Regions from separate parts of the Homo sapiens genome. Here all the other regions are linked to region 1. A link is a loop called in an ENCODE intact Hi-C map of the cell type or tissue named here. Cell type or tissue: GM12878. All regions are shown on one strand.

Evidence for each region. Hi-C counts contacts between places; a loop is a spot of excess contacts. Peaks named below come from ENCODE experiments on the same cell type or tissue, not always from the same donor. Only the 100,000 strongest peaks of a DNase experiment are listed, where the experiment ranks them.
Region 2: it touches region 1 in a loop (12-fold over the local background); 74 of 110 quality-filtered maps call a loop at or near these places.
Region 3: a loop joins it to region 1, with 4 times the contacts of the local background. A loop is called at or near these places in 12 of 110 quality-filtered maps.
Region 4: it touches region 1 in a loop (5-fold over the local background); 14 of 110 quality-filtered maps call a loop at or near these places.
Region 5: a loop joins it to region 1, with 4 times the contacts of the local background. A loop is called at or near these places in 3 of 110 quality-filtered maps.
Region 6: a loop joins it to region 1, with 2.7 times the contacts of the local background. A loop is called at or near these places in 19 of 110 quality-filtered maps.
Region 7: it touches region 1 in a loop (7-fold over the local background); 88 of 110 quality-filtered maps call a loop at or near these places.

The regions. Positions count from the first base shown.
Region 1 is chr4:20,416,599-20,420,598 of GRCh38, reverse strand. The region is part of intron 4 of SLIT2 (slit guidance ligand 2); the gene reads right to left. Among named protein-coding and RNA genes, the nearest start is that of SLIT2-IT1, 26 kb to the right of the region's middle. RefSeq lists enhancers at 1,425-1,474, 1,595-1,664. In GM12878, a CTCF peak has its summit at 1,554 (motif pointing left); a DNase peak (open chromatin) is centred at 1,498; H3K4me3 peaks cover 390 bases; H3K27ac peaks cover 569 bases.
Region 2 is chr4:20,542,517-20,546,516 of GRCh38, reverse strand. SLIT2 (slit guidance ligand 2) reads right to left here. Exons shown (of 37, transcript NM_004787.4): 21 at 3,891-4,000; 22 at 418-486. Among named protein-coding and RNA genes, the nearest start is that of MIR218-1, 16 kb to the right of the region's middle. In GM12878, a CTCF peak has its summit at 1,639 (motif pointing right); no DNase peak of the experiment used is centred here.
Region 3 is chr4:18,687,231-18,691,230 of GRCh38, reverse strand. The region is part of intron 2 of LOC105374510 (a long non-coding RNA gene); the gene reads right to left. Among named protein-coding and RNA genes, the nearest start is that of LCORL, 670 kb to the right of the region's middle. In GM12878, a CTCF peak has its summit at 1,720 (motif pointing left); no DNase peak of the experiment used is centred here.
Region 4 is chr4:21,763,776-21,767,775 of GRCh38, reverse strand. The region is part of intron 1 of KCNIP4 (potassium voltage-gated channel interacting protein 4); the gene reads left to right. Among named protein-coding and RNA genes, the nearest start is that of KCNIP4-IT1, 87 kb to the left of the region's middle. In GM12878, a CTCF peak has its summit at 1,791; no DNase peak of the experiment used is centred here.
Region 5 is chr4:19,222,600-19,226,599 of GRCh38, reverse strand. All of the region lies in intron 2 of LINC02438 (long intergenic non-protein coding RNA 2438), which reads left to right. Among named protein-coding and RNA genes, the nearest start is that of LINC02438, 230 kb to the left of the region's middle. In GM12878, no CTCF peak of the experiment used is centred here; no DNase peak of the experiment used is centred here.
Region 6 is chr4:20,311,833-20,315,832 of GRCh38, reverse strand. All of the region lies in intron 4 of SLIT2 (slit guidance ligand 2), which reads right to left. Among named protein-coding and RNA genes, the nearest start is that of SLIT2, 62 kb to the right of the region's middle. In GM12878, a CTCF peak has its summit at 2,015 (motif pointing left); a DNase peak (open chromatin) is centred at 1,982.
Region 7 is chr4:20,683,428-20,687,427 of GRCh38, reverse strand. No RefSeq gene overlaps it. Among named protein-coding and RNA genes, the nearest start is that of PACRGL, 15 kb to the left of the region's middle. In GM12878, a CTCF peak has its summit at 2,078 (motif pointing right); no DNase peak of the experiment used is centred here.

The DNA.
Region 1 (4,000 bases):
TCTTAGTTTCCACATCTTTAATCTATGGCCTCTAGTTCCTAGGGTTCTACAAGGATAAAATTAGGCAATGTTTGTAAAACACTTGATACCTAATATTGGTTAAATAAATAAAATATATTATTTTCAGGTAAAGTTGAAGGACCATGAGGGCACAACTTAGTGTCTGCATAGTAACTGGCATACAAAGTGTTGCATCAATATTTGTTGAATGAATTAATAGTGAAAGACTAATCACTTGGAAAAGGAAGCATAGTGAGTGCTTCTGTAAGTACAACATGATTCTCAAAGGCTTCTTGGAACTAAACATCTGCCTGAATCCAAAAGCACCAAGTTAAAAGTGTGGGTCAGTCATGTACTCACAGTTGTAGTATGTGGACAGAGAAGACCCTAACCAAAACCTATTGCTAAAAATGTACGCATTAGAAGTGAGAAAAGTGGAGTTGTGTTCGGGTAGTTATTTAAGAAGACAGTGCAATGAACTATGAGCCTAAAGAAGGATGAGTAGGGAATGATTTGGATATTAGAGACAGTGGTTATCATTTATTGTTCAAATCTACCATTTGAAGTGCCTGGTTTGGCCCTATTTTATTTCAAGAACCCATAGAGACAGCTGCACAGAACCTGCATGAGCCATGTTAATGTTCCACATTGACTTACTTTAAATCTGTGACCTTTTCTAGGACCAAAAGAAAGGGTAGACATAGGCGCAAGGAAATCTCTGAAAGCTAGGACTCATCCTATGATATAGAAAACCGTGTGAAGGTTACAAAACACACCATCATCGATCTCTCCTGTTCTTAATATTCAACTTTAATGCAAGCTGTAATCGGAATGCAGCCACCATTTTTGAACTTCTACTCTATAACAGTCACTGTATTTATTTTTGCAACACACACACACACACACACACACACACACACACACACACACAGCTTAAAACTTACCCTTAACAGCAACACAGCCAGGTATATGCCATCTTCCCCATTTTAAAGGTGGGAAAATTGAATATCAGAGAGGTTATGTCAATTGCTTTAGGTAATACAGGCAGCAAAGAGAAAATCTGAGGTTGGAGTCCAGTGTATTCCAGATCTGAAATCACTGTTCTAGTCTCCTTTTTCCCAAGAACAACTGGAGAAGCCCATGGGAATTTTCAGTTTCTCTGAGTGGCTTGTCACATTAATCCAGGTAGAAAGAAATAGTAAGAGTAGTAAGTAAATCATTAAATAATTATACAGTTTTAGACATTTATAAGCATACATACACATATGTGTGTACATGTATGTAAGCACATTTTTATTAAAATAATTTAAATGTATAAAAATTATAAGATATGAAATCACACATATACAAAGGAATTACGGGGGTTCTTGTGACATTTATTGGCTTTCAACAGTTGACATGTCTTCTAGATACTGTAGAAGTATTTGTGTTCTAAGACACCACCGCAAGTGTTACTATACTGCACTATTTACAAATGTTTTGAAATTGAAAGTGTGTATAATACTTCCTTACAAGGTGGAGCAACATTGTGAGTCACAATGGTGCCATCTACTGGGAAACTGGTAAACTATGAAAATAGAGAAAATGGTATGCATTTAAGGGAAACAGAAAGTATCGTACTCTGATATCCTTCCTGTTCACTAAAAAATTCCAATAATTAGTTTTTTTCTGTGGGGCGGGAGATGAGAGTTCATGGGTACAGTTAATATGCTGGAAAGCAAACAGTTCACACCATAATCCTTTCACATTTGTTTTCTCTCTTTTAATTTGATATCATTTGTGTATGTGTATGTGTGTGTTATTTTTCCTACTATTTACCCGAGCCAGAAATAAGAGAAAATGACTTTTCAGTAATTAAAAACAAATTTCAATATGTGACAACTTAGAGTTGTTCTCAATCCTAATATGCAGTTACTTCTCCCAAGAAATTCCCAGGTATTAATTTAAAAAGTCTTTGATGTCTTAGTTTGCACAACATATGCTATCGGGTTTGAGTTAATAAAATCATCCTCAAGTTTTCACTGTGGGTTGTCAAAGGCTCTTATGACACCTTTTCATCAAAGTAAATTAAATATTCATTGTATCCCATAGTAGATCTATTGGCCGCCCTCAGTATAACTAGGCTTTTGGAGTGAGAATAATACAAAAACGTTTCATTACTGGTGTTTCTTTCAGCTATGTATAATGGAGAAAACTAGGACCTTACATAGATACCTTCATAAAATGACAGAAAGCAAGTCTTAATTAACCACGTGTTTTTTTCTACACATAAATTTGCTATAATACATTTTGAATCCTTGTCTCTAGTCCCATCACCACCCAGGACTTTCATAGACCATTTTATCTAACCATGTATAACTTCAGAGAATTAAAACTAACAACAGCCGAAGTGAAAAAAGCGTGATCCTGTCAGATAAGCGGTTTTAAAATTTTTATTTGTTTGGCCTCCTATGTACAGAGTCATCCATTCCCATGCCAATTCAACTGATATTGATGGTCAGACCCCACTACATACCAACATTAAGACAGAAAATGTCTCTGCCTCTTCCAGTGGTACACTCTACTATAGGAGAGACAGGACAACCCCTTAAGATCATTTCATACAGTGGAAAGTGCTGAAAATTTAACAAGGTGAAAGATAGTTATGGGCTACAGTGGAGCATAGTAGGAACACATATGCCATTTAGGATGTGAGTGATTATAAGGGCCACAAGAAGAAGTGATTTTTGTACACATCAAAGGGATAAGAAGGAGTTGGCTATGTGAAGATGAGACAAGACTGGTTAAGATTGTGGGAAGCAGGCTGTAATCCCAGCACTTTGGGAGGCTGAGGCGGGCGGATCACAAGCTCAAGAGATCGAGACCATCCTGGCCAACATAGTGAAAGCTCTTCTCTACTAAAAGTAAAAAAATTAGCTGGGCGTGGTGGTGCGCCTATAGTCCCAGCTACTCGGGAGGCTGAAGCAGGGGAATAGCTTGAACTTAGGAGGCAGAGGCTACAGTGAGCTGAGATCGCACCACTGCACTCCAGCCTGGTGACAGAGCAAGACTCTATATATATACATATATATATATACACACACACATATCTATATATGTATATGTATATATACGTATATGTACACACACATATATATACGTATATATATATATATATATATACACACACACATATATATATGATTGCGGGAAGCAGGCATATAAAGTCCTGAAGTAGAAGCTAGCTGGGCATGTCAGAAGAAGATAGTTCTCCAGTCACTGACAGAGGAAGAGAGGGGTAGGAAATACATTAGCAGAGAAAGCTGGAGCCCTATCTCCAAATCATGAGACTATGGACAAAAATAAATCAACAAACAAAGAAACACTAAGAAAGGAATAAGGGGATTAGGATGAGTCAGACAATAAATGCAATAGGCCCTGACATATAATTTTATTTAATTTCCATGATCACCATACATGCTGATCTCCTAATTCTAGAGACAAGGTAATGAAGGATGAGGTCAAGTAACTTTCTCAATACCTTACTGACTAGTAAAGAGGAAAGCTCACATTTCAAGTCAAGGCTTCAATCTCTTTCCATTTGTTCCTGTGGTCACATTTAAATGTGTCGCACTTGAGTGAAAAAAAAAAAAAAAAGATTTGATAGCAGTTTTAAAAAATTGGCATGGAGGAATTTCCTGTGGCTGGAAGAACATAGAAGGCAAGTCAGATACACTTAAGATCAGGCTTAACTTGTTTAACTGAACAGGGACATTTTTCCAATTGAGGCTAATGTGAATTGAATGAAGAACTGAATGAAAGACTTGTTCAGCAGGAATTGTAGTTTTCCTCTTTTTGTGAGAACAATTTAGCTCATTCTTAAATTTCTTAATTGTTTTCAAGCTTCTGTTCGACTTTATTAATGGGATTTATAGTCTTTTAAAAAGCACACCAGAGTAAGCACTTTTAAAACAAATAATCATCTAACATGAATTTTAACTTTGAAAGTTAAAGGGCAGGA
Region 2 (4,000 bases), 130 kb before region 1:
TAATAAACTACATTTACATTTTTGGGAAAGTCATTACCACCTACCATCTTTCGCTTAAAGTCAAGAATAAAGGCATCGTTTTCTATCTTTCCTTCCTTAGTTTGTCATAAAATAACCCATATTCATTATCAATAAAAATCTGCAGGTTTATACATTTTCATAATTCTCTGACTACTCAGACTTCGTTGTATTTGTGCTTTTTTGAATAGAGGAGGACCTCTTGCTAAGACACTCCATCGCCTGATCGATATTCAATGAAGATGTAGCCAGGGGTCCAGAACCGCAATGAGCAAGGAGGGAAGCATCTAACTGTGAATGATTTGTATTATCTGGAAGGTTCACTAAATCTTCTGTCCCTTGCCATCCCCATTTTCTGGAAATAGAGTAAGTCAAAGAAAAGTGCAATATGTTACTCACATAAGTGTTAAATGTTTGTAGTTGGAGAGTTCCTTGGGAACCAGTGTAAATTGGTTTCCATCCAGATACCTAAAAACAATGGAACAATATTATCTTCTTACAAAGTAATGGTGGCCTTGAATAAAATAAGTAAACAGTACTTCACTCTTAACTGAGGCAAGGAACCCCTTGGCAATTTTTGCTTTAAGATGTCGTGTTCCAAGCATGGATTATTATTTAAGAGAAGTAAAGAAAAAAAAAAAGCAGAGTTGTCCACGAGTCCAGTTCTTTGTGGTTTATCTAACAAGGCAAGCCCAGCATTTAGCCATCTGTGTGCAAGCAAGGAGATTCATTCAATTAACCGTACTTTTAGTCAGCCTTCAGTTTGCTTGTGTTTATGTGGACACAATACCATGAAATTCATTAACTAGTAACAAAACCTTGCTGCTGTGGCCAAGACCACTCATTGCTGCCTTAATATGTGTCAATACACTTAGTGAATAACAATGGACACATTAAAGGCATATTTGCGGATTTGAACATATTAGGTTTAAGTTTAAAAATAGTTGTAACCAGCATATATCTTCTTGGTGATGATAACATTAGGAGATTTTATAGAATATAAATTGATGAAGTGTATAAATATATATATATATATATATGTAACAGCAATAATCAAATAACCATATATAAGTAAACTTTCCCTTCTTATTAGAGTCAGAAGAATAATCAGAAAATAGGTTTTGGGCTAACTGGCAGGACAGAGAGATAATCGAATGCCTGAAGTTATATCTATTATGTCACAATAAGGAAAATAAATTTCATCTCCTTCCAAGGCTGTTTTTCCTAGAACGTAGATGGTGAAGGGTGCAAATGTCATTCAGAAACTGGGGCCATCTGGCTATACATGTGCCCACAGACACTTCTGGGACATTAAACATGTGGCCGTTCCTACCCCAATGTTGTGGTCCATTTCAAGATTCCAGGTTGAAGTTGGTATTTTTTCTGGATATAGAAATAGCTGAGAAGTTGTCTAAGATGATAATTTATTCCCAATATTTCAAAATAAAAACAATGATATAAAAGGCACCAGTTATCAGAAAATATAATTAATGTTTGATAAATAATTGGGTCTATGTTATGACTCATCATGTCTACCTAAATTTTCTGACTTGATATTTCTTCTTCGACCCCTCTCCATTTTTTTCTTTCCTCTACCTAAGTTTTTCTTGATACCACTAGAGGGAAGCATCACCCTATATAGTTCAGCACTCTCCCTTTATTCCAGAAAACACAGCAGAAGGTCAAGATTCAGAATGTGCGCTATGAATGTTTATATGTAAAATAATCTAAGGCGGAAGTTATATGGAACTGATTAAAAATAATGGATACCATTTGTTAAAACTAGTCCACCAATAATACTAATTTTTGCCAAAGTCTTTAATTATTTAATGTAATACACATATGAAATTCTTCTAATACATGCATATATGTTACTGCTAAGAAGGATTCTGCTGACTTGGTAAGGTTACAAGAATAAGCTCTCCAGGGGGTAAAACTTGAATTCAAAACAGATAAGCTAATATTTTTCTCATCTCTATGACAAACTTTCTTTGGAAAAAAAGACTACTTTTTAATAATTTGTAGTAAAATAGATTGAAAATTCAACTTTTTGAATAGTTGAAATATGCTGTAGATAGCACAGGGTATGCACCAAGCAGGATGTCCAATGGAGCTTAGTAAGAAATGTTTAAAGTTATTTAATGGGAATAGAGTAAAGTGACCAATACATAGTCCAGTTAAAATTGTAGAAGAAGGGATTTAGCATCAAAGGTGGTCTGAGTGTAAGTTCTTCATTGGTGTACTCCTAAAATTAATGCTTTGGACACAGAATATTCTTTTTTTATTTTTTATTTTAACTATCTCTGCTTTATATTTTATTTTTTTACTATACTTTAAATTCTAGGGTACATGTGCACAACATGCAGGTTTGTTACGTATGTATACATGTGCCATGCTGGTTTGCTGCACCCACTAACTTGCCATTTACATTAGGTATTTCTCCTAATGCTATCCCTCCCCCATCCCCCCACACCAAGACAGGCCCCGGTGTGTGATGTTCCCCATCCTGTGGACACAGAATATTCTATAGGCATCTAGCTTTCCCACAGAGGAGGGTTTCGGAATATCCCTATGTGATCTTCTGAAATAAAAAACATTACTATAAGAATTAAATATTTAATTACACACATATACATATAAAATAGTCCTTCCAGTTGATTAACCAATGTGATTGGTAGTGAGAGAGGACCTAAGCACTTAACAGCAGTTCAAATCTAAGAGCCGTGTTCTAAGCACATGTGCTAAGTTTGTGCCTTTTTCCTCTAAGTGTTCTATTCAGGATCAAACTTAGGGTTTAAAGAATTGCATGTGATTTGAAAATAAGATCCTTAAAAATTGAAATGACATGCCCTTGAACCTCATTACCTATGTTGCACACTGTCAAAAGTTTGTCAAACCTGCTCATTTGGAATATGTGTGTGCATCTGCACAAATAACTGATACACATCTGCATAAATTACATTTGGGTTTAAATCATTATTGATCCATAGTTCCACATAGATAAAAAATAAACAGGCAAAGTGACTCAATTGTATTCAGAACAAGCATATCCAGAATATGACAGTTTAGAGACAAAGGAATGGAATGAATGGGGCATGGAAGCATCATTATTCTGGCAGCATATTCTCTAATGAATTCCATTCTGCAACTGTAGCATGAGGCAGCCAAGGGAGCGTGGGCAGTGCAGAAGAAGGTCGAGATGTGTATATCCTGGCCATATAATTTGTGGTTAAATATCAGTTATGAAAATGTCAAGGATAATTGGTCCCATACCCTTTAGGATCTAAAGGACTTTGATTCAAGCCTCCAAAAGCAGCATCTCTTCTTAAGGGAAGAGATTATGCTAGTTTCTTCCATATACCAGATAGTTATTTATCCCATGTGGTAAAATTTTCTCCTAGGGGTCACAGAGGTAAAAAAAAAAGTTTCCTGTACAGAATATCCTAGACTGTAAGTAAATGAAATATAAAGCATTTCCCAAAGTGCATTCCATGGGCCATTAGTCTTGTAAGATGCTCCATGAGAAAAGGGGTATAGGAACAAATAAATGTGAAAGATACCTTATATTTTACCATTGTTTCTTGAAGAGTCATAGTACACTTTAGCATAGTAAAGGCACTGAGAAATCTTATAGCGCACACACACACACACACACACACACACACACACACACACACACACACACAGCAATTCCCAAGGGCCTCTAAAGTAGCTTTTGCATTACTTATTTACCATTTTACAGGATAATAATTAACTGGCCTTAGAATATGATTTGTAAAGAAGATTGTAAAGATTTTTGTCCATTCCTCTGGGTGTATGAAACATTTATCATCAAGGAAAAAGAAAAGAAAAGAAAGACAAGCTCTACTTACAACTCTGTGACATCTCTTGGAATACCTTTCGGCAAGACCTTCAAACCCTTGTTGCTACATCGGACGACTGTATCCAAGCAAGTACATTCAGTAGGACAGCGAGAAAGTGG
Region 3 (4,000 bases), 1.7 Mb after region 1:
GAGTAAGGCTATTGGTTAGGGACGGCTAGACTTGGTTCCCACTTTAGAGGCTGAAACCAAGCCATGGCTTCAGAGAAACAGAGTTTCTTTTGATTCTGATTAAGAGTTTAGCTTTTGGGAGAAGTGATGTGTGGTGCTGGTTTTCCCACAGTGTTTTTGTTTTGTTTTGTTGTGTTTTTGTTTTTTTTTTTAAGTTTCTGTAAAGGAACTCACTTCAGCCTCAGAAGAACACATCCAAGTTAATAAAGAGATATGAGGGGCAAAAAAAATATTACCTCCCTCCTCACCTACTCTAGGGAACACATCCCCATGTGGGAATGCTTAAACTTCCCCCACAATCTTTCTCAGAGACATCAAAGGATGTTGACTTAGGTTTAATAGTTTACAATTGGAATTTGTCTTTATGAAAATGCAGGGCTGTGTAATTTATGGAAATTAAGCATGCATGCATCTCCATTGTGCTAGATGCATTATGATAGAGTAGGATTAGGCAGAAAGACAGGGACTTCATGACATATTAAAATACTTTGTGTCTAAACACTGCCCAGAGACTGAAGAGGGATTTAAAAAACGCTACTGTCCATGACAAGGGCGGGGGGATTTCAAGTGTGACCTAGTTTTGTTGTTGTTGTTGTTGTTGTAATGGAAGGAAGATAGATTTTGGTATATTTGTTTCACATTTTACCCTGAAGACCACATGACATATCACTTTGTTTTATGTTAAGAGGGATTCTTCTTAGAGTGTTGTGTTGCTTTGCAAATGGAAAGGCAGGGCTATGCTTCCAATGACTCTGCCTTGAAATAATTTAAATTTAGGCCAGAAAGTTTAGCAATTTATGATAAATATTGAGAATAAGCAAATTTGCAATTTTCAGGGAAGTCTGGAAGATTCCTTTTTCATATTAATAAAAGGTTGCTCAGTATGAACCATGCAAGTGGAAAAATTTCTTTTGGTTGAAACACCAAATCTGCTATGTTAGATTTAGAAGAAATACATTTCTTTTCCTTGATCTTAAATTTCTTGGAAAGTACTCCTCTGAAAGTTTTAGAAATAAAATAGTCAGCAACAATAATAATCATGATAACTGGTAATAATAATAGCTTTGCCTGTATGCATGCCATTTGTTTTTCAAAGATTAACCACATACATTTACTTAGTTGATCAAAGCACCTTCCCTTGCCTGAAAATTCGGTTCAATTTACCTTGAGAATATTTGGTCTCAGGCAGTCACAACTGGCCACAGTAGGAATGGCTTTTAAACAGCAGTGAGCACCCTGTCAGGAATATAACAAAGTTTAGCAGGTGTTGCTTTGGTTTTCTGGAACTGTAAATAAATTCCAGAGATATTCATACTTACACATGCTGAGGGCTTGGCGAAACTGTGTTCAAAAATCACACACCACTTAATAAATGGGTTCATAATTTCTTTCAGCTAAAGACACTGTGGATGGATATGCAATGTCTGATTAAAAATAAGGAATAGGGATTAATTTTGATTATTTGGAAAGAATGTGGCTGCATATCAAATAACGTCTTTAATCTGACTTTTTAAAAAACTGGCTGAAAAATCACTGAAAAGCATGGAACCCAGTGGAAAATTGGATCAGATGTGCTATATTTATAGCCACACAAATAAACACATTTCGAATTCTGTTTGTTGGAAGCCTTTACTGTTTTGTAACAAGGTAGCGCTCCCTTTGAAATGGGAACCCTGCCATCTAGTGAGCATTTTGGGTATCGCATCTCAGATCATTCCTCAACACAAATAGGTTAAATTAAATCTTGAGTTATTTTAGAGTTGCAGTATATTGTAAGTATTTATAGACGGAGAAATTGAAGGAAGAGGGTTGAAAGATTTTTTCAAAAAGGCTCACATTAGTCTAATGGCAGTGTTTTAAATAATATCAAAATAACTGGGTTCTCAAACACAAAAATGTATTATTCAATAGGCACAAGATTAACTCTTTCCTTTTATCTAACAACATTTTTGCTATATAAACCACTGGTTATTCAGTGAAGACCTTCTTAACTATTCACAGTTAGTCTATGAAACAAATTCTATATTATTTTTTAGTTAATTATTCCAGGGGTTAAATTTCAATGGTTCATTAAAAAATGATTTGCTTTTGGCTTCATTTTTGCTTTTGGCTTTCTTTCATGAAAGAAATAATGCATAGTCAGATAATAATCTGAAATATTTGTATAATTCATCGAGTCTTTAACTTTTCTATTGAGTTTCTTAAAAAAAATTGACTGGTCTTGAAAATCATATCACTGTGTGTGTTAAAATTCATTGACATAAATACATGTTTTAAAAAGAAAGCTTTAACCAATTTGTGAAGGAGTATTACTTCACTAGGAAGAATCACACAAATGGAAAAAATAATTTTCTGTCATTTTAAAACATTATCTTCAAGTCATAAGGATTCTCAAGTCATTTATTTAACAAATGCATGTTGAGTCTCTACTAGATATCAGTCACTGGGAGATAGGGCATTTCTTCTCTTCAAGAAGTCTGAGGTACTAGGATAGGCAAACATACTAAGGGAGGAGACCACCCGTCATATTGTCTTATGCCCAATTTCTGCCTCCAAAGAAAGAAGAAGTAAAAACTAAAAGACAGAAATGAATTCCACAGGCAGACAGCCCAGCGCCATGCCCTGGGCCTGGTTAAAGATCGACGCCTGACCTAACCGGTTATGTTATCTACAGATTCCAGACATTGTATGGAAAAGCATTGTGAAAATCCCTGTCCTGTTCTATTCCGTTCTGATTACTGGTGCATGCAGCCCCTAGTCGTGTATCCCCTGCTTGCTCAATAGATCACGACCCTCTCACGCAGAGCCCCTTAGAGTTGTGAGCCCTTAAAAGGGACAGGAATTGCTCACTCAGGGAGCTCAGTTGTTGGAGACGTGAGTCTTGCCGAAGCTCCCGGCTGAATAAAACCTTTCCTTCTTTAACTCGGTGTCTGAAGGGTTTTGTCTGTGGTTTGTCCTGCTACAATACAAATAAATAATTATGTATGTGTCATGGACTCCCTCATAGAAGCACGCATAACATACACAGTGGAAATCGGTCAGCAGTCATGATGCTGGCTAGAGAAAGTTTCATAGACAAAGAGAAATACTTGATTTGGAGCAACAGAAGTTTCCCAAGTTAGTGATTAAGCATATTTATGTGTTTGTAAAGTTATTTTTTAAAAAAATTTTAAGGTTACAGTTTTAACAAATGCAGAAATGGTCCAAACCATTGACATTTTAAAACAATAGGGACAAAATGAAGTTTAAGAGCCCACAAAATTCCAGTCCATGTTTCATGATTTATTTCAGTCAGTGAATTTTCTATGTATACTAAACATACGGATATTTTGAGTATGTTTCTAATTTTTGTGATTATTTATGATGTGCCTGGTCTTGAATTTACAAGATTGGCTTATAACAATTATTTTCAGGATTAACATGGGGTAATTATTTGATAACCTTATCTTTTCAATAGTTTTATTGCTGATCAAAGTACAGCTTCCCAAAGTTATTTTTAATAAACTATGTATAAAATTCTTCTGTATTACTGAAGTAAATTAAGCAGTTTTTTATAAAGCTGATGGTATTTTGAGGAGCAGGAATGGAATGTATGAAGGTCAGAATTGTGAGGCATCTTGATATGATCAGGAAAAGGAATAGTTTAATGTGACCAGAGTATGTGTTTACATGTGGACAGAACCAGATATGAGGAGGGAGTGGGTAGGGGCAGATTGTTAGGAGCTGGTCGTTACTGGGACATCAGATAGACAAAGCTTCAGTTAAATGCCCTGTTGGTCACCACCATCCCACAGGTGTTTACCTCTCCAGGTCCAGAAGAGATGAAATATCATGGTGAAGTGGAAAAAACACTGGGCTGCAAGTCAATGTAAAGAATGGTTTGGTTTGATTAAGCCAAACTAGCGCATCTCATCCTGTTCCCTTTTTTTGTTGAACACAAACTTCCCCTCAGATATTATTT
Region 4 (4,000 bases), 1.3 Mb before region 1:
GTTTTAAATCCATTTCTGAATCAAATTCTGTGCTTATTAGGTCCCCGCTGTGTATATTTTTCTCTATGGCAAGAGAAAAACAGTTATTTAACGTTTTATATATTTCAGGATATGTAATTTTTTGTAAGTTTTCTTTCATTACAGACTTGTAAGGATTTTAATAACTGTATTTTGAAATAAAAATAAGCTAAAAAAAGCTAATTAACCCCAAAGAGGTTAATTAAACTCAAGGTCATAGAACCTAAAAGTATTGCATAATTGGCAATAAAGCCAGCTGCCGTTACCATTCTATTCTTAGCCATCGACCTCTCTCACCTGTCACTCCATCTGCTTCCTAACCCCATCTCCTTGATTTCTCTCTGCACTGCCTCCCCACCCCACATCCCTGAGTCAAGTTTCCACAGAGCCATGGAAGTATCCTTTAAACATGTATCAGCTCTGCCCCACCCTGCTCTGAACCCCCACATAGATTCCCATCATTCTTGCAATAAGTCTCCCTCACTCTCAACAAGGCATTTCAAGCTCTGTGTGATCTGACTGTCTCCTCCTCCAGTGTCTTCTGGTATCACTAGTCCTTGCTCGTTGGGCTCCAGTTATAATGGCCTTCTCATTCTTTCATAAAGCAAATTCCTTTCTAAAGCTTTAATGCATTAAGTCTTCTCCCTAGTTCTCTTCCTCACCTCTTCTCAGATGTTGCTCTGCAAAGAGAGATTCCCTGACTCCCTTTCTTGTGTTCTCTTTGTTTTTCTTCATTGCCATGATCACTACCTGACACTTGATCTCAAATCATTGTTTCCTTGTGCATTTTCTGTTTCTTTCACTAGAATGCATTCCCCAAGAGGACAGGGTCTTTGTTGTGATCACTGCTATATTTCAGTACCTAAAATAATGCCTGATAGGTGATAGACACTCAATGGATTTGTAATTACACAAGTGAATGAATGAATAAATAAAACACACACTTTCTGACTCTCAGTCCATGACTATGCTGGTCAGTTTAACAAAGAGTGAAATAAGTTTATTGTTAAGAGATGCCAGACTTTGAAATAAGTACATTAATTAGGGCCCTCCCTGCCTCGTATATAAAATGAGATGATAATAATAATCTTTATTTTACCTACCTTATGAAATTGTGGGAAGACTGAAAAGGAAATTGTTTTCATAAGAACTTTTTAAACTATGAGAAATTATGCAGATCATTGTTGTTAGAAAATTTTAGGTTCACCAGTCGAGGAAATTCGCTTTATGCCAACAGTGATAGCAGCAGAGGGAAGCCTGGGAAACATTTATTTTAAGACTGTGGGGAGGCAAGGGGAACAGAGATTGGAAGCCCAGGATTTTGAAGACAAATGAACTTGCATGTGAGTCCCAGCTCAAACTCTTACAATCGAGTAATCCTTGTGCAAATTATTTGAACTCTCTGACCCTTAGTTATTCTTGCATAAAGTGGGTAAGGGAAACTGTCTCAAGGGTTATTATTGAGATAGTAAATGAGATCGGTATACGCCAAGTGCAGTGCTACCTTCTTATGGAAAATAGGATGGCCTAGAATAAACCTTGTAGAACCCCAATAATTACTTTCTCACATTTGTTAAATAATGTATTGTTCAGGCCACCACCTGCTCCGTTAGCAGGAAGACATCTGAGTTTTCCTATTCTTCCACCTTCTTCTGCATTCCTGTGTAATTCAAGAGCCCTGACTCAGAGAGCGTTAATCAGGTGTTTTAAAAGCCAAGGGAAGAGAAATCTACAATCCTGGTCCACTGCTGCTATGACACATTATTACCACATGGTGCCGCTATTGCAGATGGCTCCTTTCTAATCTAATGGCCGCTTAGTTTACTGTATGCCTTTTCCTAAGTATCTTTGCTCTTGGGCTCTGGGATTCCTTGATCTGTCTCTCTCTTTCTGTCCTCACATACACATCTTCAGTTTGTTTTTTTTTTTTTTTTTTTTCACGGCCTGGTGCTAAGATCTCTGGGTCCTGAGGGATTCTGTGGAAGGAACCCTCAGCCAGGCAGGTGGCTTGCATCTGTAATCCCAGCTACTAGGGAGGCTGAGATGGGAGGATCACATGAGGTCAGGAGGTCAAGACCAGTCTGAGCAATAAAACAAGACCCATTTATATGTATTAACACAAGAAAAAAAAGAAAAGAAAAAGAAGACGGAGCCCTGTTTCTGACCCCAGAGTCCATCTTTAAGCTCAAGTCACCATCCTGATTCCATGTCCCTCCAGGGGAACAATTCCTCTCTTTCAAACAGCCCCTAACTCAGAAATTGACCACTTTTCCCCCAGGGAGCAAGTCTGCATAAAAAAGGGATAAAACAGTTTTTGTTAAGCAACATGGACACATGCGCACACAGTTACACACGCTCACACACACAGTCATTTACCATTGCCTTCTCCTGGAGCAGTGGGTACCATTAACATAGTTAATAAGACCACTCCAGTGGCCCAATAAAACAAAAAGGATTAGATTCTGCCCTAGATACTTGGGATGCTGAGATGGGAGGATCACTTGAGCCCCGGAGGTCGAGGTTGCAGTAAGCTGAGATCGCATCACTCCATTCCAGCCTGGGTGACAGAGCAAGACTCTGTCTCGGAAAAAAAAAAAAAGGTTCTCTTCATAATAAAACAATGACAAAAAGCCATTGCACTTCCCATTTTAAATTCGTACTAATATTATTATTATTTGACTGTTGTAGCCACAGTGTATACTCCCTGAGAGTAGCTCAATTTAATTTGGGGAGGAAACACTAGGCTCCATCCCAAGTTGACATGGCTGTGATATGGGTCTCATAGAGCCTCTCCTCCAATACACAGCTTTTAATGAGAAGAGCAAAGGGCTTATGAATTGAACTTCCATGGAAAATCTTCTTCTCCTGACTCTTCAAACACCTCTCTTCAATGCCTGTACACTCCACATCTCCCCTCCAGCTAGTCTGGGGGTTGGAGGAGGCCTGAGGACTTCCCAGTCCTAAGGAGCACAAAGGATAGCAGACAAGCAAAAAAGGACAGGGAAGTAGGTCCCTTAGTCTTGCTCTCATCTGAGCCCTTGGTGGAAAGGGCAGAAAAGATTTCTAAGCCTCCCTATGGCCCATTCCTTCCAGGGATGTGGAGCAAAAGTCCAGTATTAAAGAGCAAAGCCATCACCACCCTCTCATGTCTTCTGGGAGACATGCATTAGCTGGCAGTGGTTTATATAGTCCGGTTTCTGATCCTGACCAGACATAATTAATCATCACCAACTATGGGTACCAATATGACACACCTTGTTTCATTTTTATATAAATATTTCATTGAAAACAAATGCCCCAGTGTCATGATATAGCCCAAGGCTCACTCTTCTTCCACTTTCTCTCCAAGTTGAACTAGCTCATTTATGAACTTTCTGGTTGGACTTTTCTTATTTCTCTTCTGAGTTGCAAACTTTGCACATTAATTGGCACTGACTCAGTACTACCACCTCTAACATCTTTACCTTTTCTGTTCTGAACTTCAAAGTTTGTCTCCCTGGCTGGTGTTATGGCCACATTCTGAGAATTGCCAGTCTGTACCCTCTGTATCCTCCACGCAATTGTCTGAAATCATTTACTTGTTATCTCCAGCCATTATGGAAAATGCCTGCTTATCATGCATATATGATTTCCCTTTCTGCAGGTCTCTGAAGCTTCTATACTAAATTGAATTTCTTCTTACTGCTTTCCTTCTATTGTTCTGGCTTTACCATACTGTTCATTACTAAAATACATAATCACATTTAGACCAAATGATCTAATTGCATAAATTTTCTTGTGATCTGGAGTTCCTGGCACTGAAACCCATTTCCTAGCAAACCTATTAAAACTCCCAGGCTGCTTCCAAATTCTGTGTGTTGGCTGAGGGTTCCTTTTTCAAAGCATAACAAGCAAACCTGAGAATTTTTACAATTTCAGATAAATCAGTGATTGTTTTTCTTGCTTTTGTCACATTCATTTTTCAACAAAAAGGAAGATGTAT
Region 5 (4,000 bases), 1.2 Mb after region 1:
TATATAATATATTATATATATTACATATATGTAATATATATTATATATAATATATATTATATATATTACATATATGTAATGTATACAATATACATTATATATAATATATAATGTATACATTATACATTATATATAATGTGTATACATTATATATTATATATAATGTATATATTATATATAAATATAATATTTTATATATAATGTATATATTATATATAAATATAATATTTTATATATAATATACATTATATATAATATATAATATACGTTATATATAATATATTATATACATTATATATAATATATTATATACATTATATATAATATATTATATACATTATATATAATATATACTATATATAATACATACTATATACATTATATATAATACATACTATATACATTATATATAATGTCTATATTATAGACATTATATATTTTTAAGTGGTCCAACAGATTGATATTGTAATTTAACGTAACAAACGTCTACGCCGTGTGACTTGTATCTATATTAAAAAGAGTAATTTGATTATTTCCTTTTATTTGAATCTCATCAATTGTTTACTTTTAAGGACAAAATATATAATTTTTTTCTGTAATATTTTAGAGATTAATTTACATGAATATCTGAGTTTATCCAAAACAGCAATTAAGATAACTACAAATAAAATTAATTTTAATTGAATTTTCTGATATAACAAAATCAAAAGAGTCAAATATTTTCTGTGGATCATGAGTCCAAAAGTTTACTTTTTTGTTTGTTTGTTTGTTTGTAAGGAATTTGGTACCTCTCTGCAGTTCAACCCATTTCAAAGTCACATTTAACTTTAGCTTGATGCTATACCTATGTTTCAAAATTGTGCATTTTACAGGAATCTGTAAATCTGAGGTCTGTGAAAATCTGTGGAATGGTTAAAATCTCAGTCTAGACTCAAAATAATGTGGACTTCATATTTGAAACTCAACTCTCATTTAAAATGGTATAAGCTTTCACAAGTTCGTAAACCTAAAATTCCAAATCCTCATCTACAAAACAGGACCAAAAATATACCTACCTTATTAGACTGTAGAAAGATATAGTGAGGTGATATATGTAAAGTTTGTATCCCTGTACTTGGGACTTTCCTAAGCACTCAATTAATTCTACCCATTATTGTATGTTTAAAAAACAAAAAATTCTGGAATCATTGGTGCCTAAATGCCTGGCATTACACTCAGAACAAGTTTCTTTCAAAAATGTTTCCTCTTAGCAAACACCTACCTAAACATTGGTCCTTTTATACTACATGTGGACCTTTAATCACTCTCCTAGGATTAGCGGAACAACTCAAACATAGATCTGAACATTCAGGAGTCAAGTGTTCAATGAGTTCTACCTGTAAAACAAGAAAAATACATTTTAGTACCTTCCCACCTATTTAATATTTTCTCCAGACTTCTAAAATCTTATTTCAAATAGTGAACAAAACAAACAAATAAATGAGAAAAACAAGTCATTGTTGTGAGAGACATCTGATTTTTTTTTTAATGTGGCGCAGTAACTTACTCTGATTTAATTTTTCTTAAATGCCGCCATCTAGTGTTCACTAATTTAACTTTTATTACTTACCTTAAAAAGATATTGTTAATGTGGAAGTAATGTTCCCCACTTTCCCAGAGGCAAATAGCATCAAGTCAATTTGTTTCAAGTTTCTAAGTCATTCTAAAAAGACTTGCTATATCTGAAATAGCACAATAATGTTGAAATAAGAACAATCACAGTAGTAAGCTGTAGGACTATAAACATGTTTTACCTTGTGAAATACAGACATACTGTATTTCATTATAGTTCTAGCTCTCCCCTCTCTCTCTCTCTCCTCCCTATCTCCTTCTGCAAGAATTCTTTAGAAGTGCTTCTCTTATAAACTCAATGGCAAAAAAAAAAAAAAAACAGTTATAAATGGGCAAAGGACTTGGATAAGCATTTCTCCAAAAAGACATAAAAACAGCAAACAGGTATATCAAAAGTTGTGCAATATCGCTAATCATCAAGGAATGCAAATAAAAACAACAATAAAATATCACCAAACTCTTAAGATGGCTATTATAAAAACAAACAAAAAAGATAATAGTTGTTGGTGGCTGTGTGGATAAAAAGGAAACTTTGTACACTGTGTTGGGAATGTAAAACAGTGCAGTCTCTATGGAAAGCAGTATGAAGGTTCCTCAGAAAATTAAAAATAGAACTACCATATGACCCAGGAATCCCAATCCCACTTCTGGATATATGTTTAAAAGAACCGAAATTAGGATCTCAAAGAAATATCTGCACTTCCATGTCCATTGTAGCACTGAAGAAAATAGCCAAGATAAAGGAACTGAAATGTTCACTGACAATTGAGTAAAGAAACTATGGTATAAACACATAATAAAATATTATTCAGCCTTAAAAAAGACAGAAATCCTACCATTCGCAACAAAATGGACAGACCTGAAAGACATTCTGCTAAGTGAAATAAGTTAGTCTCAGAAGGACAAATACTGTATCTAAAATAGTCACACTGGCCAGGCACGGTGGCTCACGCCTGTAATCCTAGCAGTTTGGGAGGCTGAGGCAGGTGGATCATTTGATGTCAGGAGTTCGAAACCAGCCTAGCCAACATGGCGAAACCCTGTCTCTACTAAAAATACAAAACAATTAGCCAGACGTGGTGGTGGATACCCATAATCCCAGCTACTTGGGAGGCTGAGGCAGGAGAATCGCTTGAATCCGGGAGGCGGAGGTTGCAGTGAGCTGAGATTAAGCCACTGCACTCCAACCTGGGCAACAGAGCATGACTCTGTCTCCAAATAATAATAATAATAATTAATAATAAGAGTAATAATAATAATGAAATAGTCACACTTACAGAGGTAGACAATAGAATGATGGCTACCAGGGAGTGAACGGAGGGGAATATGAGGAGCTGTTATTCAATGGGTATAAAGTTAAAGTTATGTAAGTTCTAGAGATCTGCTGAACAACATAGTTCCTATAGTAAACAATAAAGTATCACTCACTTAAAAATGGTTAAGAGGGTAAATCTCAAGTTAAGTGTTCAATACAAACAAACCAATGAAAAGCAAAGCAACACAAGAAAACTTTTAGAGGTGATGGGTACGTTTGTCACCTTGATTGTGGTGAAGGTAACAGGAATATAAACATATGTCCAAGCTTACCAAATGGTATGCTAATTATATATTAATTATATGCAGTTTTGGCATACCAATTCTATTCCGGTAAAGCTGGGAGGGAAGAAAGTTATCAGTTATGGTTGGACAACTCTGAATTGTGCAAAACTCATTTAATTTTACAATTTCAAATGGTGAACTTTACGGATTGAGAATTACACTAATAAATAAAGTTATCCAAGTGAAAAAAGAGAAAAATAACTATTTTGCTCTCCATTGTATCCCGGGCTTCTAGCATAGTGCTTAATAAAATACCTAATGTTTATATGCCAGTGTGTTCTAAGAAATTCTTTCTTTCTTTTTTTTTGTCTTTTTGAGACGGAGTCTTGCTCTGTCGACCAGGCTGGAGTGCAATGGCGCAATCACGGCTCACTGCAACCTCCGCCTCCCTGGTTCAAGTGATTCTCCTGCCTCAGTCTCCTGAGTGGCTGGAATTACAGGCGCATCACCACGCCTGGCTAATTTTTGTATTTTTAGTAGAGACAGGGTTTCACCATGTTGGTCAGGCTGGTCTCGAACTCCTGACCTCGTGATCCGCCTGCCTCTGCCTCCCAAAGTGCTGGGATTACAGGCGTGAGCCACCACGCCCGGCCTAAGCAATTCTTATATGTTATCTCACTGCTATAAGTTTAATTGCTGAAAACTCCAAGGAACGTTCTATGACTGTTTCCTTACAGATAAGAAAACTGCACTCTAGGAAAATTTAATAAGCTTCTCATGAATATACACTTGTTAAATGGTCAGGTCAAGATTTGGAGTCAGTGGTCTGACTCAAGAGTTCTCACTGTCA
Region 6 (4,000 bases), 100 kb after region 1:
AAAGCCCATGGCTATAGAATTCTCAATATATTTCAATTAATGAGTGACTGAAATATTTACTAAACATCTACTACCTAATGTAAAGAGTTCCAGCAGAACTCTGTACTGTCTTTAGTGTAAGACATATGCCAATGCTACCCTAAATAGAACATTTTTAACAGCTTGAAATTTTAACTTTCTTATGTTTTTTCCTTTCTGATAATTTTATCAATGAGAAAATAAATAAATCAGACAGAAGAAAGTCAAGTGTTCCTTCCCTTCTCCCTTCAACAACCTCCACATTGAAGTGATAAATATTTACAATTTGATACACATTCTTCCCCTTCTTTCTCTATGTTCATAAAGTATCTTCAAATTTAAAACCAAATGGATTATAACAAGCACATCACAAGCCTACTTGCTTTTCTCACTTAAGATATCACAGATATCTATCATCTACGTCAATGGTAACAACTCTAGTTTATCTTTGAAATATCTACCTAATGCTGTGTACTTTGAGTTCATCACAATTTGTTGAACTACTCTGTTGTGGTTGAATATTCATGACGTTTTGCAGTCCTTGTTCTCACAAGCATGGATGAAAACATTATGCCTTCTGGGCAAAACTTCATATATTGGTACTTTTGTCTTGAAATGTCTCTTTATTGAGAAACTCTAAGGTTTTATTCCTAGCTTTTTGTCATTTCAAATAATAATATACACAGTATTGAAGACACACTTTTATATATTGGTACTTTGATCTCTCTAAGATAGATGACTAAAAATGCAGAACCTTGGGTATGATCACATGTTTATAATTTTTAATTATAATAATTAATTATTTTATTACAGGTAATACAGATTGCTTTCCAAAAAAGTTACAATTCATATCCCTGTGTAGAAATGTGCTTATATTCCCCACACCTTTAACAACACTAGGCATTATTAACATTTTTCCCTTCTGCTAATTTTATGCAGGAAAAAAGAGTATCCATGGTTTTATTTGCTTTTATTATTTCCCTAATTACTAGTAAGTTTGGGCAGCTTTCCATGAATTTATTGACCATCTGCAGTTCTTTGTGAATTACCTGTTAACATCATTTTTTCAATTTCCCTTATATTGTTTGTCTTTTTAAATAAAGTCATAAGACCTCTTTTCATATGAAAAACAACTAACTTTTATCCTGTCCTATTTTTTTCTTCTTCCCATTAGTTCATGGGAATATGAATATATTGTGAGCCAAGAATATAGACAGCCAATACTGCTAGAATGCTTTAAAATAAATATTAATGACATGAAAGGAAAACCCACAATATTCACTTTCTAAAATACTAAGCTCGACAAGGACAGAGGTTTTGTTTTATTAAGTCATGTATCTCAGAAACCTAGAACAGAGCCTGGCAATCAGGAACTCAGTAAATAGCTACAGATACATTTACTCAATATATCAAACCGTTGAGTAAGTGTGTGTATGTGTATATATACATAAACCTCTAAAACTGTGAAATACCTGTTTCCCAAGCGGGAAAGAAGGTTGTTCATACTTTGCTATCATTTGGTGTTTCTAATCCTTATCAGATCTTAACATTATCTCGTTTCATTAATTGTTTATATTTCACAGATAAGAAAATTAAAACTCAGAAAGTTGCCCAAGATAACACAGGCAAAAAATAGAGAGCTGGAATATGTCAGTTGTTTCTGACACCAGAAACAGGTACTTTACTCTGTGTCATCCTGTTTTATTACCATGTATTCTTAATATGGGGTTGGCAGAAAAATGCTTATTACCTAATGTACAAATTTAATTGCTCCTGGATTGAGAAACAATCTAACTATGATATACAATTTGCAGTCATAAGAGATGAAAAATATTTATCTTTGTAACCTTAAAAATAGCTATAAGAACATGACTTTAACACAGGGGTCCCCAACCCCTGGGCCTGGACCAGTGCTGATCCATGGCCTGTGAGGAGCGGGTTGCCCAGGAGGAGGTGAGCAGCAGGCAAGTGAGCATTGCCGCCTGAGCGCCACCTCGTGTTCAGATCAGCAGCCGCGTAAGATCGTCATAGGAGGACAAACCCTTTTGCCAACTGTGCTTGCGAGGGATCTAGGTTGCACACTCCTTATGAGAATCTAGCGCAGAACAGTTTCATCCCAAAACAATCCCCCACCCATTCCATAGAAAAACTGTCTTCCAAAAACCAGTCCCTGGTGCCAAAAAGGTTGGGGACCACCGCTTTAACACATACAAACAGTAAAGTGGATATACTAAAAAAGAAAAAAAGAAGGCAGAAAGTAATCAGAAAGCCACTCATGTGGTCTGGATGTTGGCTGCCTCCAAATCTCACATTGAAATGTGACCTCCAGTGTGGGAGGTGGGACCTAGTGGGAGCTGACTTGATGACAGGGGTGGGTCCCTCATGAATGGCTTGGCACCATCCCCTTGGTGATGAGTGGATTCTGGCTCTGACTTCTCATGAGAGCTGGCTGTTTAAAAACATACGGCATCTGCCTCCCTCTCTCTTCCTCCTGCTCTTACCACGTGATGTGCCTGCTCCAGCTTTGCCTTCTGTTATGACTGTAAGCTTCCTGAGGCCTCACCAAAAGCCATCAGATGTTAGTGCCATACTTCTGTTACAGCTTGCAGAACTCTGAGCCAATTAAACCTCTTTTCTTTTATAAATTACCAAGTCTCAGGTATTTCTTTATAGCAATGCAGAAACAGACTAATACAGCCACTTTTTACAGAAAGTCAACAAATGTGACAAGACTACAGTAGAATGCGATCTACCAAATTAATACGGTTTACAAGCAAAATTCTCCCTCAAGCCTAGAAACAGTTAACCCAATCATAGAACTGAAAAATATCTTTATTGTGTCAAATTCTGACATAATTATACAGCATAAAATTTATTTCAATTTCTTATAGACAAAATTCCATGAAAATCACTTTAGGATAAAATAATAAGAGCAAGAAAATCTATTTTATATTTGCCATTTAAAGAAGGACTAAAATATCAATTAAAAGCCCTACTCTAAAATATGTTTTCTTTTCTTTCTTTTTTTTTTTTTTTTTTTTTTGAGACAAAGTCTCACTCTATCGCCAGGCTGAAATGCAATGGCACAATCTCAGCTCACTGCAACCTCCATCTCCCAGGTTCAAGCCATTTCCCTGCCTCAGCCTCCCAAGTAGCTGGGACTACAGATGCGCGCCAACAAACCCGCTAATTTTTTTGTATTTTTAGTAGATATGGGGTTTCACCATGTTGGCCAGGATGGTCTCGATCTTCTGACCTCACGATCTGCCTGCCTCAGCCTCCCAAAGTGCTGGGATTACAGGCATGAGCCACTGCACCCAGCCATATGTTTTCTTTAATATATATTTTAATTTTACTTATAACTACAAAATATATAACACTTTATCAATATGAATTATTCATTAAAATGTTTTGTGAACATAAATTAAAAATGATAATCTAAAATAATCTGTTCTCAGTATTTCACTAAAGAATAAATTTACAATCACATCATGTATTTATGGTAGTTTTTGATTATAATTATCTCACACTCCTCTCCTCTTGGTTCACAATAAAATGCCTAAGTTAGTTGAGTTGGTTGAGTAACTCAAATTTTCCATACTGTAACTTAAAGCGAAATATTTAACACAGTTAGTGGAAACCTGATATCTGATCTTATAAGAAAAAGTTTCATTTTCTTTAAAATAAAACTCTTGAGAAACTGTTCTGAAAATAAAAACTTCTCAGGTTGCAGACATAAACTATCATGGTCATAAAAAACAAGACTAAATTCTTTAGCTAATCTTACTCATGAAATATTTCAAGTGCTTTTAGAAAATACCACATTGTGGCTAAACACCATTATTCCATTATGTCTGAAAATAACCAGTGGCTTACAGCAGTAAACAATTCAAATTGCATTTCTTGTATTAGAAAGCTAAAATGCTCACGGAAATAGAACTGATATTGAAAGCCCTGAGAAATTCAATATATTTTCATCTGA
Region 7 (4,000 bases), 270 kb before region 1:
GAAAATAATAGGTCAAAAGCAGCATCACATGCCTAGAAGGGTATCAGTGATAAATGCCAACAACAAGCACTTAAATTATATGGAAGTGGTAACTGCCATCCCATTTCCACTCAACTCACCTATTTGACCAGTGTAGAAAATTGATAAAACTGGGAGAAGCACAGTGGATTTTCATAAAGCTAAACTAGGTGGTGACTTCAGTCACAGCTACTGTACCAGGTGTGGTTTCATTGCTTGGGAAAATTAACACATTCCCTGGTACCTGGTATGCAACTATTGATCTGGCAAATGCTTTTATGCTCAATACCCATTTGTGAAGACTAGGTGAAGCAGTTTGCTTTCATCTGACAAAGCCAGCAACACACCTTTACTGTCCCACTTCAGGGGTGTATCAGCTCTCCTGCCATACATCATAATTTAATTGATGGAGAGTCAGATAGTCTTTTCCTTCCATAACGAGTTACACTGGTTATTTGCACTGATGATATTATGATGATTGGACCTAATGAGCAAGAAGTAACAACTACTCTATATTTATTGAGAAGACATTTACATGTCAGAATGTGGAAAATAAATCTGACCAGAATTGAAGTACCTCCACCGCAGTCAAATTTCTAGGGATCCAGTGGTGTAGGGCATGTTGAGATAGGTGAAGACACATTGCATCTGTCCTCTCTTACAACCAAAAAAAGAGATACAACACCTAGTAGGCCTCTTTGGATGTTGGAGAAAACATACTTGACACTTGGGTGCGTTATCATAGCCCATTTACCGAGAGACCCTAAAAGCTACTAGTTTTGAGTGGGGCCCAGAGCAAGAGAAGGCTCTACAACAGCTCCAGACTGCTGTCCAAGCTGCTGTACCACTTGGGTCATATGATCAAGTACCTCTGATGGTGTTTGAAGTGTCAGTGGTAAAGAGAGGTGCTGTTTAGAACCTCTGACATAAAGCAATCATTTTATTCAGGTGAATGATAAAGCACATTTTGAAACTTTTCAAAAATTCTCCCAAATCTTTCATTTCACACTTTGTACATTTCACCTGGTGTGATGGTTAATTTTATGTGTCAACTTGGCTGGGCCATGGTGCCTAGATACTTGGTTAATCATTATTCTGGATGTTTTTGTGAGGCTGCTTTGGTGTGGGACTTACATTTACATCAGTAGACTTTGAGTAAAGCAGATTGCCCTCCATAAGGTGGGTAATCTTCACCCAGTCAGTTGAAGGCTGAATAGAACAAACGAATGACCTTCCCTGAAGCAAGAGAGAAATCTGCTGCTGACAGCGTTCAGACTTGAACTGCAGCATTGGCTCTGAGGCTCTGCTCTGCAAATTTTGGACATGGCACCCTCCATAAACACGAGCCAATTTCTTAAATATCTCTCTCATACACACACACACATACACACACACACACCCACACACACACACACAATTGGTTCTGTTTCTCTAGAGAATAGTACACTTGATTTCTCCGTATTTGGGGTAAATTCTAGTTGTCCAGTAGGGCAGCCTTGAATAGCAATATCAAAACTCTGTAAAAAGGTTAATCTGTGTTCCCAAACTCTAACTTTCAATGCTAGAATCTCTAAAATACTTGTTTTCTGCTAAGAGGCATTGGCTGACTTTGGTCTTTGGCCCCCACGTTGGTTTAAAGAAAGAGATTAGTGCTGGGAATAAGATAGCTCCAAACAGCACAATGAAGGTAAATTAACGAGTTGGCTCCTTCAGTGATATCTATAATTTTCTGATTAAGGTCTAAGCTAGGGTAAAACCTTCCTCATTAGCTGTCTTCCCTGGGAAGATAACCCAATACTTGTCAATTCTTGCTTTCATTTTTTGCTCCACATGAACTACCTTACCTGTCTTATTGTTGAGATGTGAGTAATGGAGTTAAAATAAACTTAATTTTAATGTGTTTATTATCTGTTCAGATTCTTATTCAAAAATTTAAAAGAATTAAGACCTTTAAAATGTGCAAATATGCTCCAATATTTATTTTTCCACTATTTTAGAAGAAAAAGATCCAAAAACTTTGGTTGAATTTTAAGTTTTTAGCCACTAGATGGCAGTGGATAACTATCTCTTATTTTGCTTTCCCGCATTCAACTCTCAGCTAATGTTTTCTATTGTCAGCTGGCAAATAGAAAAGAGGAAATATATAAAGGCTATTTACTGGAGATGTTGAACAAGATAGAGATTTTATTAATGGAGTGTTGAACACATTTTGTAATTCAACTGCTAGCAAAATTATTTTCTTTATTGTTATATATTTGTACGATTAAAAGGAGAAAATAGGATCAGCATTGAAACGTACAAAAACATGGTCAGGCTAAATGCAATCAGCATTGACTGGAAATGCTTATCTTGACCAAATGCTAAGCAGAGGAGAATGACTACAGCCTAATACATCTGCTGAGCTGCTTTGAAACGTTTTTGACCACATGTAAGAGACCCTCTGCATTTTCATGACACCCACACCCAGGAGCACTACTAGAAGGGCTTGTGGATGTCAAGAGAGGTTGTTTCTGCTGGAGTCTTTTACCTCAAACTAAAGAAAAAGGAATCCCTCGAAGAAAATGTGCTTGGAGACTCAGGATTTAAACTTTATCACTGGTTGTCTCTTTGTATTATATTTAACATTAGATTTTCCCAACCTATGTAGAACATTCAGTGTGTGGTCTATGATGGTCTTTTGGGGATGGACTGACTGCAAAGTAGAGCTATGGCTAGGAATCATGTCCATGGGTAATATTATGCAGCCATTTAAAAAATATATTTACAGAGGCAAAAGTCTGAGCTTAGAATTCTTAGGATCTTTAATACATGGAGAAAATCTGGGGAATAATAATAACGAAGCAATTCAAAGAACAGTGTAGGCATTTCTCCCTAAAAACCTAGAGAAGGAAGTATGAAAAACCACTAATGTTGACCAAAGTATTCATAGGCCTTAAAAACATTTATTTTAAGCAACAAGGGAAGAAAATATTACTGTTTAATAGAGTGCCACTTCAGAAGGAAAGGGGCAAAATACTTGGTTAACAGCACATGACTTGTACTAGCATCCGTATTCTTGGAGATAGGCTAAGGAAGGCCACCATTAACAGCCAAAGTTAGTGTCATAGCCCTAGTCACAGCAGCCTCCACCCCCTTCACCTTCTGCAGGAGCAGAAGGCAGGAATCCATGCTCGGGCTATCTAAGGAGCCAAACCTTCAAAGTGTGTTGGGAGACTAAAATCCCCCAGCCTATACCCTTATCTTATTCTTATTTATGAACAAGCATCCCTTAGCCTTCTTTATCTTCAGTGTGTTGCACTCATGTTCCCCCATCACATAACAAGGAGGAAAATAAGTGAATACATATTGGATGCTATTTTCCGGATGCCAAGTCTCTCTCCAGGTAGTAATGAGGAAGGAGTTTTATAGAACATTTAGCAATAGCACCCTGGGAGTCTGAAAGAGTTAATTTCTCTCTTTATACAATTTCTACCAAAGGATTCCTTCTGGGAGGAAATCTATTTAATTTTGTTCATAAAAGAGATAAAGCTGGGGACTAAAGTGGGGTAGGAGGAGACGTGCATCGCTAATATCTTTAAAAACAGAGAAGAATAGGATTCAAAAGACCTCAAGAAATTAAAAAAAAAAACCTTTTTAAAATAGTGATATGCACCAGATGGCACACACAGGAATCGATATTCTAAGTCCTTTAGGGACAAGGTTTAATTCTTTTAGGTCTCATGTAGCATCTGATGCAGAGCTCTGCACTTAGTGGGCACCTAGTTAATATTTATTAAAATCAGATTGAATGTCGAACAAGTACACACACACACACATACACACACACACACACATACACACACTAGCAATCAGAATTACCCAAGCTGAAAAAGTCACTAATGCTACAAGCATTATATCAAAGGTATCATTTCACTCATTCACTTAATACACATTTTGTGATAAGATAAATAATATCCCCCACACCATGAAGGAGTTCACGGTG